Regions from separate parts of the Homo sapiens genome. Here region 1 is linked to region 2. A link is a contact called in ENCODE Hi-C data. All regions are on one chromosome and are shown on one strand. Each heading gives the region's core, a stretch centred on a gene start or an enhancer-like site at or near the end of the contact. The rest is flanking DNA. Distances are from core to core; before and after follow the strand shown.

What was found. Hi-C counts contacts between places; a loop is a spot of excess contacts on that map.
Region 1: a map with no recorded cell type shows a loop between it and region 2 (2.8-fold over the local background). The contact joins the enhancer-like site here to the promoter of IL5RA in region 2. A Hi-C loop is called at or near these places in 2 of 37 single-sample maps with no recorded cell type.

Annotation. Positions count from the first base shown.
Region 1 is chr3:5,193,630-5,198,675 of GRCh38, reverse strand. EDEM1 (ER degradation enhancing alpha-mannosidase like protein 1) reads right to left here. Exons shown (of 12, transcript NM_014674.3): 2 at 3,395-3,467. Among named protein-coding and RNA genes, the nearest start is that of EDEM1, 8.4 kb to the right of the region's middle. RefSeq lists enhancers at 845-1,024, 3,587-3,656, 4,057-4,126. Within about 2 kb of position 1,880, at least 15 of the 41 ENCODE cell types and tissues checked have a DNase peak (open chromatin) inside an H3K27ac peak, as active enhancers do.
Region 2 is chr3:3,106,914-3,112,273 of GRCh38, reverse strand. It overlaps IL5RA (interleukin 5 receptor subunit alpha), which reads left to right and starts at 1,900. Exons shown (of 12, transcript NM_175726.4): 1 at 1,900-2,329; 2 at 3,583-3,724. RefSeq lists an enhancer at 2,455-2,534 and a silencer at 2,615-2,734.

The DNA of each region.
Region 1 (5,046 bases), core at 631-3,130, 2.1 Mb before region 2:
AAAAAAAAAAAAAGCTATATACGTCCCTTACAATTTACCTACAAGGAAATTCCTTGTGGGCCTCAAGATCTTCCCCTCAAAACAATTCTGCTGAATTTCACCCAGGCAATGTAAATTGACAGTTTATCTTCACAGGTACAAACAAAGGACAGAACTCAGTCATCCCTCTGCTCACCTAAGAAAAATGCATATCTGATTGCTTCCTCTGCCCTACTGTTTATGTAAAACTGCAGATTCACTAAGCCAGACAAAGGCATAAGTGACTATTCCTCTACCTTTGTCACAGGTAAACTGTATATTCCGTGAAAGGCTAATCAGAGAGTCAACCGGCTGGACACGGTGGCTCAGGTCTGTAAGCCCATACTTAGGGAGGCCAAAGCGAGCGGATCACTTCAGGCCAAGAGTTCAAAACCAGCCTGGCCAACATGGCAAAACCTTGTCTCTACTAAAAATACAAAAAATTAGCCAGGCGTGGTGGCGCATGCCTGTAATCCCAGCTACTCGGGAGGCTGAGGCACAAGAACTGCTTGAACCCCTGGGAAGGTGGAGGGTGCAGTGAGCCGAGATCTCACCACTGCACTCCAGCCTGGGCAACACAGCAAGACTCTGTCTCAAAAAAAAAAGACAAAAAAAATGTAACCATTTGTCTTTTATCTGCCTGTGACTTGGAAGTGCCCCCTCACCCCACCCCCAGCACTTCAAGTTGTCTCACTTTTCTGGACTGAACCAATGTACATCTTACACATACTGATTGATGTCTCATGTCTCCCTACAATGTATAAAACCAAGCTGTGCCTAACTACATTTTTTCCACCTCATCGTTATTTTGCTGTAACCTACAGAGTAAGTACAGACATTTCTAGCTTTCAGTTCTTTCTTTTTAGAAGATGATGCAATAATGCTGCAAGTTGCATCCAATGGTCAGGGGACTGCTATCTTCACAGTGTTTCCCTAGCACATCTGTTAAAGCCTGTTTAAATGTTAGCAAAAGAAAAGGAAAACTTCAACAGAAGTAACACCTGAAAAATAAGCCTGAAGCACTAAAGGCCGGATATTCTACAATGAAAACCACAGAGATGAGTCTGTTTCCTTACAGATGTTTACCAGCAACAATATCTGGTGAAGCTGCAGGTGCTGACAGGAGCTCAAATCAAGTGAGGAAGGTGAAGGAAGTCAACAGCTCTTACTTATTGTAGTTTATCATTATGGTCAGATAGCTATAGAATCCTGAGTGACTATGTTCTGAAATCACACTAATGTTTGAAAATGGCTGAATGGGACAGAGGAGCTAAATGGGTTTGTTTGTTTGACTGTAGGACTTCTCAGAGTCTTTAAAATGCTGATGGGCACTGTGGCTCTCTAATAGTGGGACCAGACATACGGAATTTCTCAAGTTCATTTAGAAACAGAACTCTTCTTTCAGGGAGTAAGTATCTTTGGAATCTGTGTTGGGAAATGCTTCATTAGTCAGAATTCATTTTTTGAACAAACATTTGCACTGCTACTGTGCACCAGACACCATTAAGTGTGGGGGAGAGTATGGTGAACAACAGAATAGCAGGCAAGATGGAGGGATAAAAAAACAAAATGGGGAAAAAAAAAAAAAAAAAAGCCAGCTACTCGGGAGGCTGAGGCAGGCGAATCACTCGAACCCAGGAGCTGAAGGTTGAAGTGAGCCAAGATCACGCCACAGCACTCCAGCCTGGCGGCAGAGCGAGACTCTCTCAAAAAAAAAAAAAAGAAAAGAAAAGAAAAGAAAAGACGACGACGATGACAAAGCTCTCAGGGACAAGGAGTAGGCTTTCATGAGCTATACATTGAGTCTTAGGACGTTTCCTTTAAGCAACACTTGTAGGCTGAGTCAGCCTCTGGTATCATCAACAAATTAGCTCTAAGGTCGAACATACTTGTCTGGGCACATTTTGATCAGTGATGGTAAATGACTGAAACAGAGCAGCAATAACTTCAGAAGGAGATATTGGGAAACTAAGTTGCTTTGTAATTTAAATTATACTAAATCAGTACCCCAGATTTCCTATTAGACCAAGGGCCTAGTCCTATTTCTACTACTTATTTATAAAATGAGGACGTAGAATGATCTCTCAAGCTCTTTCCAAGTTCTGGTAATTCTACTACTAGCAAGATACTAGACAATCATAATGCAAACTTGGCTAGCACATTACCCAATTCTTGTGTGTGTGTGTGTGTGTGTGTCTCCAGAGATGGAGTCTCACTCTGTTGCCCAGGCTACAGTGCAGTGGCGCAATCTCAGCTGACTGCAACCTCTGACTCCTGGGTTCAAGCATTTCTCCTGCCTCAGCCTCTTGAAGAGCTGGGACCACAGGCGCCCGCCACCATGCCCAGCTAATTTTTGTACTTTTAGTAGAGAAGGGGTTTCACCATGTTGGTCAGGCTGGTCTCAAACTCCTGACCTCAGCTGATCCTCCCACCTCAACCGCCCTAAGTGCTGGGATTACAGGCGTGAGCCACTGCGCCCGGCCCCAATTCTATCTCCTAACAGACAGCTTTAAACTCTTCTATGGCATGTTAAAAGAAACAAGAATAAATAAAAGTACAACATTTGGGCTAGACTGCAATAAGATATTTCTCATGGTAAAGACTTGCTGGACAATGAAGGAAAGCAAAGAGGTTGTAAAAATCACCTTAACTAAGAAGATTTTAAAACAACACTATGCTGGAATACAGTCCCCTGGAAACTGCTTTAATGGCAAAAGGTGAAGCAGATGAAGCACACAGACATGGCACCATGTACTGAGTGCCACACTGCCTTCAAGGTGCTTCTGCATATCTGCTCAAAGGCCTCTAGTTCTCCAGAGTCAATGAGCAAAACCACAGGATGAGGCAGTAATGCCAGCACCCACGTTGGCAGCTCAGGCATGGAGTGTCCACAAAACAGGAAGTGGCAAATAAAAGAGAAGGGTTTCTAGGGAGCCCCACATAAGGATGGGCGCTAGGGCTCCAACTTGCTCCTGGGGGAGCCAGTGGCTAGATGACATTTCAGGGTACCTGCCAACCCTTAGATCTTCTCTCTTTTACTCCTGGAATAGCAACGACTATAATTATCAATATTAATGAGCTTCATTATGGGTTCTTTTAGGGAATAAGATAGAAACTGGTTAAAAAAAAATAGGTTCCCTAAAATCAATCGTACATTCCTTCTCCTTTTTTTAATGGAATCACATTTCCCCTCATTTAACCTTCAACACTTTTCTTGTTCTCCCCATTAAGGTCATTAAAATAAATAACAGTTATCAAAGCTAATGATACATTTTGACTTATCAGGCTCCCTGGAATTCCCACTGCTGGAGGGAACTAGGGATAATCAACTCTAAAACATCTTAATTCATTTTTTTAAAAAAAGGTGAACACTTACTGCAAGTGTATCCAATGCATCAACAAGAGTCAATGAGTAGTTCCCTAGTACATCATTGATGTTCAGATTTGAACTGAAAAAGAAAATTAAAATTCAACAAAAAGACTTTATTTCAAAAGAGAAGACAATAAAAGTAAACACCCATCAGAAACTATAATTGCCAGCAACTCTTATTTATTCAGGAACTAATTATGGGTGAATTAATACAGCAAAGGTCTTTCTACCCCCAAAGTAACACTTTCTATGGTGTCCATAAGTAGAATCAAGTCACAGAACTGTGGAGACACACTTGTACCAGAGTGGAAAGAATGCTCACAGGAAGTCAGGAGGCAGTGAGTCATCTCCTCTCTGAGATTCAGGTTTATCACCATAGACAATCTCCTTGGTCCTGTCCAACTTTAAAAAGCTCTGATTTCACAATCATTAGGAACTAAAGAAGAGCCCTTGTCATACGACCCACCTGTAATACTTTAATACAGAAATTAGACACCACAGCCTATATTACACACAAAAAGAAGTAAATACATTAATTGACAGTGTCAATATTACTCATCTGCCCTATGGTTGGGGGTATAAATTAACTTCTTTACACCATTTCTTCATTAATAACTCATCCAAAGGGTCTTGATTATTTCCGTTAATTCTGAGATATCATTTAACATGAACCTAGGCAGGAATTGAGGCCTTTCTCACTTCTTGACTGGAGCTACATAAACGTTTCTGCCACACACCTCTCACCCCATAATCTACACCAATTTTCCATTCTGAAACAACCTTAAGAAACCAACTTCAGGATGACAAGGGTGAAGCTCCTCAGGCACTGTGGTATGTCTTTGTAACACTTTACAAAAAAGTCAACAACAAAAAAACTAATACATCTGGGAGAATAGGGATGAAGAACTAGTAAAATAAAGGACAGTTTGAGAAATTCTGGGGACTTCATTTATTTATTTGTCCCATTCCCAAAAATCCAGAAAATAAGTGCAGAAGCTTGGAAAAAATGATAGTAAGAGAAGACATAAGACAACTGTTTAAAGATTTTATTAGCAACCAAAGCAAAAAAGCTCCAGTTTTATTTCCAGCAAGATGCATTGATATCTGCAGTCTTCCATCATATCCCAAAGCACTTCATCTGCTCCTCGGATCACCCTAATGGGTCCTTATCTCACCTTCCAGTCAGAGAAGCTTCTGGTGCACAGCACCTCTCGTGTTGTGATGGCTTGCTGTGGTCTCTGAAAGGCCTGTGCCTCAGCTGGGGAAAATGGGGCTTATGTGAAAGAGGCATAACAGCTCCAATGTCTCATTTTATTTGAACCCTCCAGTTGCCTTGTTTTATGCTGTTACACCATCTAATCTAAAGCAAAGAATTTATAGTAAAATTTTAGGCTGGGTGCGGTGGCTCACGCCTGTAATCCCAGCACTTTGGGAGGCCGAGGTGGGTGGATCATCCAAGGTCAGGAGTTCAAGACCAGCCTGGCCAACATGGCAAGACCCTGTCTCTACTAAAAATACAAAAATTAGCTGGGCGTGGTGGCAGGCGCCTGTAATCCCAGCTACTAGGGAGGCTGAGGCAGAAGAATTACTTGAACTCAGGAGGCGGAGGTTGCGGTGAGCCGAGATCATGCCATTGCACTCCAGCCTGGGCAACAAGA
Region 2 (5,360 bases), core at 651-3,150:
CAAGACCAGACTGACCAGCGTGGTGAAACCCCATCTCTACTAAAAATACAAAAAAATTAGCTGGGTGTGGTGGCGGGGGCCTGTAATCCCAGCTACTCAGGAGGCTGAGGCAGGAGAATCGGTTGAACCCGGGAGGTGGAGGTTGTGGTGAGCTGAGATCGCGCCATTGCACTCCAGCCTAGGCAACAAGACTGAAATTCCATCTCAAAACAAACAAACAACCCCCCCGCAACCCCCCGCCAGAAAAAAAAAAAGTCCCTGCCTCTCATTTTTTCGTTTGTGCTTATACAGAAACATAGAGACAGTGTTTCTGTATGAGCATGTGTTTGCTTTGTTTGTTTGTTTGTTTTTATTGGCGTAGTTAATTAAAGATCATATACCCAGGAAGGTGGTATGGAAGGAGCAGCCAGATCTAATTTTCTTTATACCCTTCACCGCGCCTAGCATAGTGCATAGGTGCATTCAATGAATATTTGAGTAAATGAATGTAAGAAATATACAGACCATTGGCTGAGTGTGGTGGCTCACACCTGTAATCCCAGAACTTTAAGAGGCCAAGGCGGGTGCATCACTTGAGGTCAGGAATTTGAGACAAGCCTGGCCAACATGGTGAAACCCCATCTCTACCAAAAATACAAAAAATTAGCCAGGCGTGGTGGCGGGTGCCTGTAATCCCAACTACTCGGGAGGCTGAGGCAAGAGAATCGCTTGAACCTGGGAGGCAGAGGTTGCAGTGAGCAGAGATTGCGCCACTGCACTCCAGCCTGGGCGACAGAGTGAGACTTCATCTCAAAAAATATACATATATATATACGGAGAGAGGCCATTAAAGCAGGCTTTTAAGCCAGAAATTACTGTCTTCCCAATGATTAATAAGTATTTTTAAGGTTTCATTAGTGACAAATATGTTACATGTATAAACAGATGGGCAGGACTTAAAAGAGTAGGCCAGATAGTTGATACTATATCTAAACTTTTCTGGGTGCCTCTTAGCAAATAAATGGATCTCTCTCTGTTCCTTGTTTTACTTCCCCTTTCCCCGAGGAAAATCACATTTTTCAGGTCTGACAACAATTTTCAACCTGATAACAATTGCTCCGGTTTCATTTTGGCAACTGCTAAAATGGTCACCTTGGGAACCCCAGGCACACACGCTGACTGTACTTGCACAGCTTCTACACTGAGCCTTTTGGAAATTGCCTCCAGGAAGCCTGTCTCTCATCTCACAAACAGAACCACTGATCCAACCTGGGCCACCATCTTTCTGCATCTGCTCTGTCTGAGACTCTCCCAGTCAGCTCCTAAGGAGACAGGGAATCCTGCATCACTCATCGCTTAGGCTAGACTGAAGGTCTCCTTCCAAAGGCAACTACTTACTACTCTCTGCCGTGGGTCATACAATAAGCACTACTCTTATCTATTCACACGCTAAGCTACTTTTTTAAAGCCAGCTTTGCTAGCTAGCCACCTCGAAATTCCCCAGAAGGAATCAAACAGAAATGGAACAAAGGACAGGAAAAGCCAAGGAGGTTTGCTGAAATTGAAGCATTCTGAAGACAGCTGGGTGGTAAAATGGATGTGACGTGAGGAAGGTGGTCTTGGGTGCACCCACAGACCAACACTGCCATTGTTACAATTTGTGTAGGATGATCTCAGGTGACAGACAGCAGCAATTTATCACACCCAGAAACGCATCCCCCACACATATTTACTTGAGGGTACCAGACCTGCTCACAAAGCAGAGAAGAGCTAAGGCGGTTCTCTAAGGGCAGAGAATTGCTGCTATTGCCTAGTGAGTGGGGAGAGGGTACTCCTCAGGCCTTACTTCCTATCAAATCATGTGTCAGTGTTGCCTAGGAGACAGAGGCACAGTAACTACTGTAGCCAAACAAGGCACATAAACAAAACAGAAATGCAACGCTTTAGAGTACCCACGGAAAACTTGTTTACCTTGTCACCATGAGTAAAAGTTAATTCCCACTCCTGAAGAGAGCAAACCAACTCTGAAAGAGAGTGAAAATGCAGACAAGACAGTTATCAGATAATGGCTATCTGGACGAGAGATTCTTTCGTTTGACAGCAGTTTGGTTGTTGGGAGTTCCAGTTCAGCTCCTGCACAGTTGCTCTGTACAAATCCTCCTCCATATTTGCTTAGAGAAAACGTGTTGCCATCCCATCATGAAGGAAGCTGCCTGAGAGTTTTTAACCATTACAGCCGTGATGATGAAAGAGTGAAGAACCGCCTCTAAGTTAAAAAGTGCACCCAGAGATAAGGTTCGTTCTCAATGCCCTGCCGCTGCTTCTCATCGCATGGCCACCGCATTTCTCAGTAAGTGGGAATCAAATGCTTCACTCACCACAGAGTAAGCAAATAAATATCTTTTTTCTATGACATGGGCTGTAACAATACCCTGTGCTCCACCTCCTAATAATTTCACTACACCCAGGGTGGGGAGGAGGGTTAGGAAAAGCAAGAAACAATGACTTCTAAATATATGACAAACTTGTAAACAACAAAAAGGGGAAACAAAACTCCTTATAATTCTATTATTATTAGCAGGGACAGAACTAATAATGGTCCCATTAAACTTGCATCATTAGGCAGGTCATGTTGATTCTGGGTATAACCTTCTATTCTTGTGTTTTGGCTCAGTAAGTGAGATGTGCAAATCCGTGGCAAGGTGAGTCATATGAAAACAACACCTATGGTTTTGTTAGTGCTTACATCAATATAAGACATCTGTTTTCCACCGCTCCAGATAATTATGCAATTAAAATGAGAACATATATTCTGCCAAGATTTCTTAGAAAATAAATGAGCTTCCAAAATAGGGTATAGGGTTTAATAAAATATCTCAGGAAGTTTCAGAGTTAAGCAAGAAATCTACAAATAAAGAAACAACAACAAAAAGTAGAGAGAGGCACTTTATCTAACTGAAGGAGGCGTTCTGCTTTTTCTTTCTGGTAGGGGTTCTTGGATTTCCAAGATTGTTTCATTGTATATAAAATGTACCCAAATTTGCTGAAATATGTCACTTGGTTTTGTGTTCACTAATGTATTTACCTAAAGCAAGGTAAGCATATTTCCATGTAGACAGAAAAAAGGATGAAATGGAACCAAAAAAAAGGGGGAAAAAGGAGAGACAGAGCGAGAATATTTTAATACCCTTGAGCCTAAAATTAATAAACACATGAAAAGTGATGGTGCTTTTATAGCCATGTGAATAATGTACTTAGTACTTGCTTTAATGAATTACCATACTGAACATTTTATTACCTGGCATGATTTCTATTTTAAGTGAATATGTCCTCTTTCATGGTTATCGAAAAAGGAATTTATGTAGCTATTTGTTAAAAGTTTGCATTTCAAAGCAAAATAAAGTTTTAGAAGTTAAATCACCTCATTTGTTTATATTATTTGAAACACCGCATGGGAAATTTTTAGGCAAAATACCAAAAGTGGGCCAGGCTTGTTACACACTCCCCAGCCTGCTGCTCTCCTGACCTAACTCATTCCTCTGTTAGGTTTCACCGCACATTGCACATTAGGGCTGTGCACTAATTTGCTTCTATTCCACACAGGGCCAGGCACATTGAGCATTGGTCCTGTGCCTGACGCTATGCTAGATGCTGGGGTTGCAGCCACGAGCATAGACACGACAGACACGGTCCTCGCCATCTTCTGTTGAGTACTGGTCGGAACAAGAGGATCGTCTGTAGACAGGTACGCCCAGGAGCATGGATGTGAGATGACAAATTGCACCATGTGCAATTGGCAGGAAATATTTTGCTACTGGGATATTTGTAGCAAACTCTTTCTTCTATTTTTCCAAATACTCAAGGTGGCAACACCATTTCCACTTGGACTGACAGAGAGTTTTATGTTTACAGCCACAACCTGAACTCATGAGTTCTATTTTAGGACTATTTCAGAAATTTAATCAAAAGTACAGTAGTAGTAAAAAAAAATTGCATGCATGATAAGTGGTCCTTATTATTCATTTATATATTTAGGAATGTGCAGTTTTTCATTGGGGGGTAATGCAATATACCTAGGTAAACATGTCTTTTGCAGTTTATACCTTGGTTTATTCTTCATCCCCCAAGAGATAACTTTTATTGCTGATTATACTGTACAGGATAAAAGAGAAAGTAAACTCTTCATATTTAAAAGCCTACCAGAGCATGAATCCTCTCAGTTGCTTTACAATTTCTGCCACTAAGGTTGAGTCTGGAATTAGGTGTTACCACAGTTGACTCAAAAAGGTTTTAAAAACAGGGGTGCCAGTATAACTTTGGTTATAAAACGAACGCCCCAGGCAGAAAAATAAGTTGGGAAAAAAAAGAGGGGAAAATATTTGTAAGTCTGAACTTCAGTAGAATTTGACCAGTTCTCAAGAACGCTGGGGAAATCCACTGCTAATTGTCAAAATTTTACCAAACTTCCTAGAAACACCTATAGGGAAGGAGACTGTGGTTGTTTTCTCCAAAATTTCAAAAAATGTAACACCTATCAGAAACTAGATTTTTAGAGAGCACTTGAGGAATTTTAGATTGACTCAATGAAATGTTATATGAGCAAGTAGATCATGAGATCATGATTTCTCTTAAAGATTGAGCATGTCTTCCTGGTGATAGATAAACAACCTATAGTTGCTTCATTCTGCTTAGTTTGCATCTTATTTTAACAATTTAATGGTTTTCTGCTAGATTTTAATTGGTAGCCATGAGAAGAATGAGTCGAACATATTGTCGATATATATGTTTAAGCTAATGAAGTCGCTCTATTCTTTTATAGTGAAATATGACCCAGTTGACATCTACATAACAGTGTATCTTTGGATTAAAGAAATGGCCTGAAGAGATTTGTTGTTGCTGTTGTTGTTGTTGTTTTAAGCAGGGACAAGAAGTATTAAGGGGCCACAGAGAGTGAGCAGAATTGTAGAAAACATGGTATCAAATCCTGAAGCTCTAGTACTATTCAACCTTATGTAAAATTTATCTGACTCACAAAAAAAAAAAAATGTCATTCTTTTTAATATTTAGACCCCTACTGAGTACCTTGTGCTGCCTATAGGACAACTGATTTTGTTCAAAAGCACCTCTTTTTAAATATGACAATGAGACATGAAAAAGCTGTCTATTTATTTATGGCCAAAAACTAATAATCAAAAATTTTTTGAATGATTAAATTTGAAAAACAATTCTATTTTTAGCAGCTATAAAATCAGAATACATGACAAATTCTAGGGGAGAGTGCTTGCTCATATAAAATATTCAATTATCTCTCCACTGAGATATTCAACAGTTTTATCATTTACTTCAACAATTTAATTGCAAAGGATAAATACATGTTTATT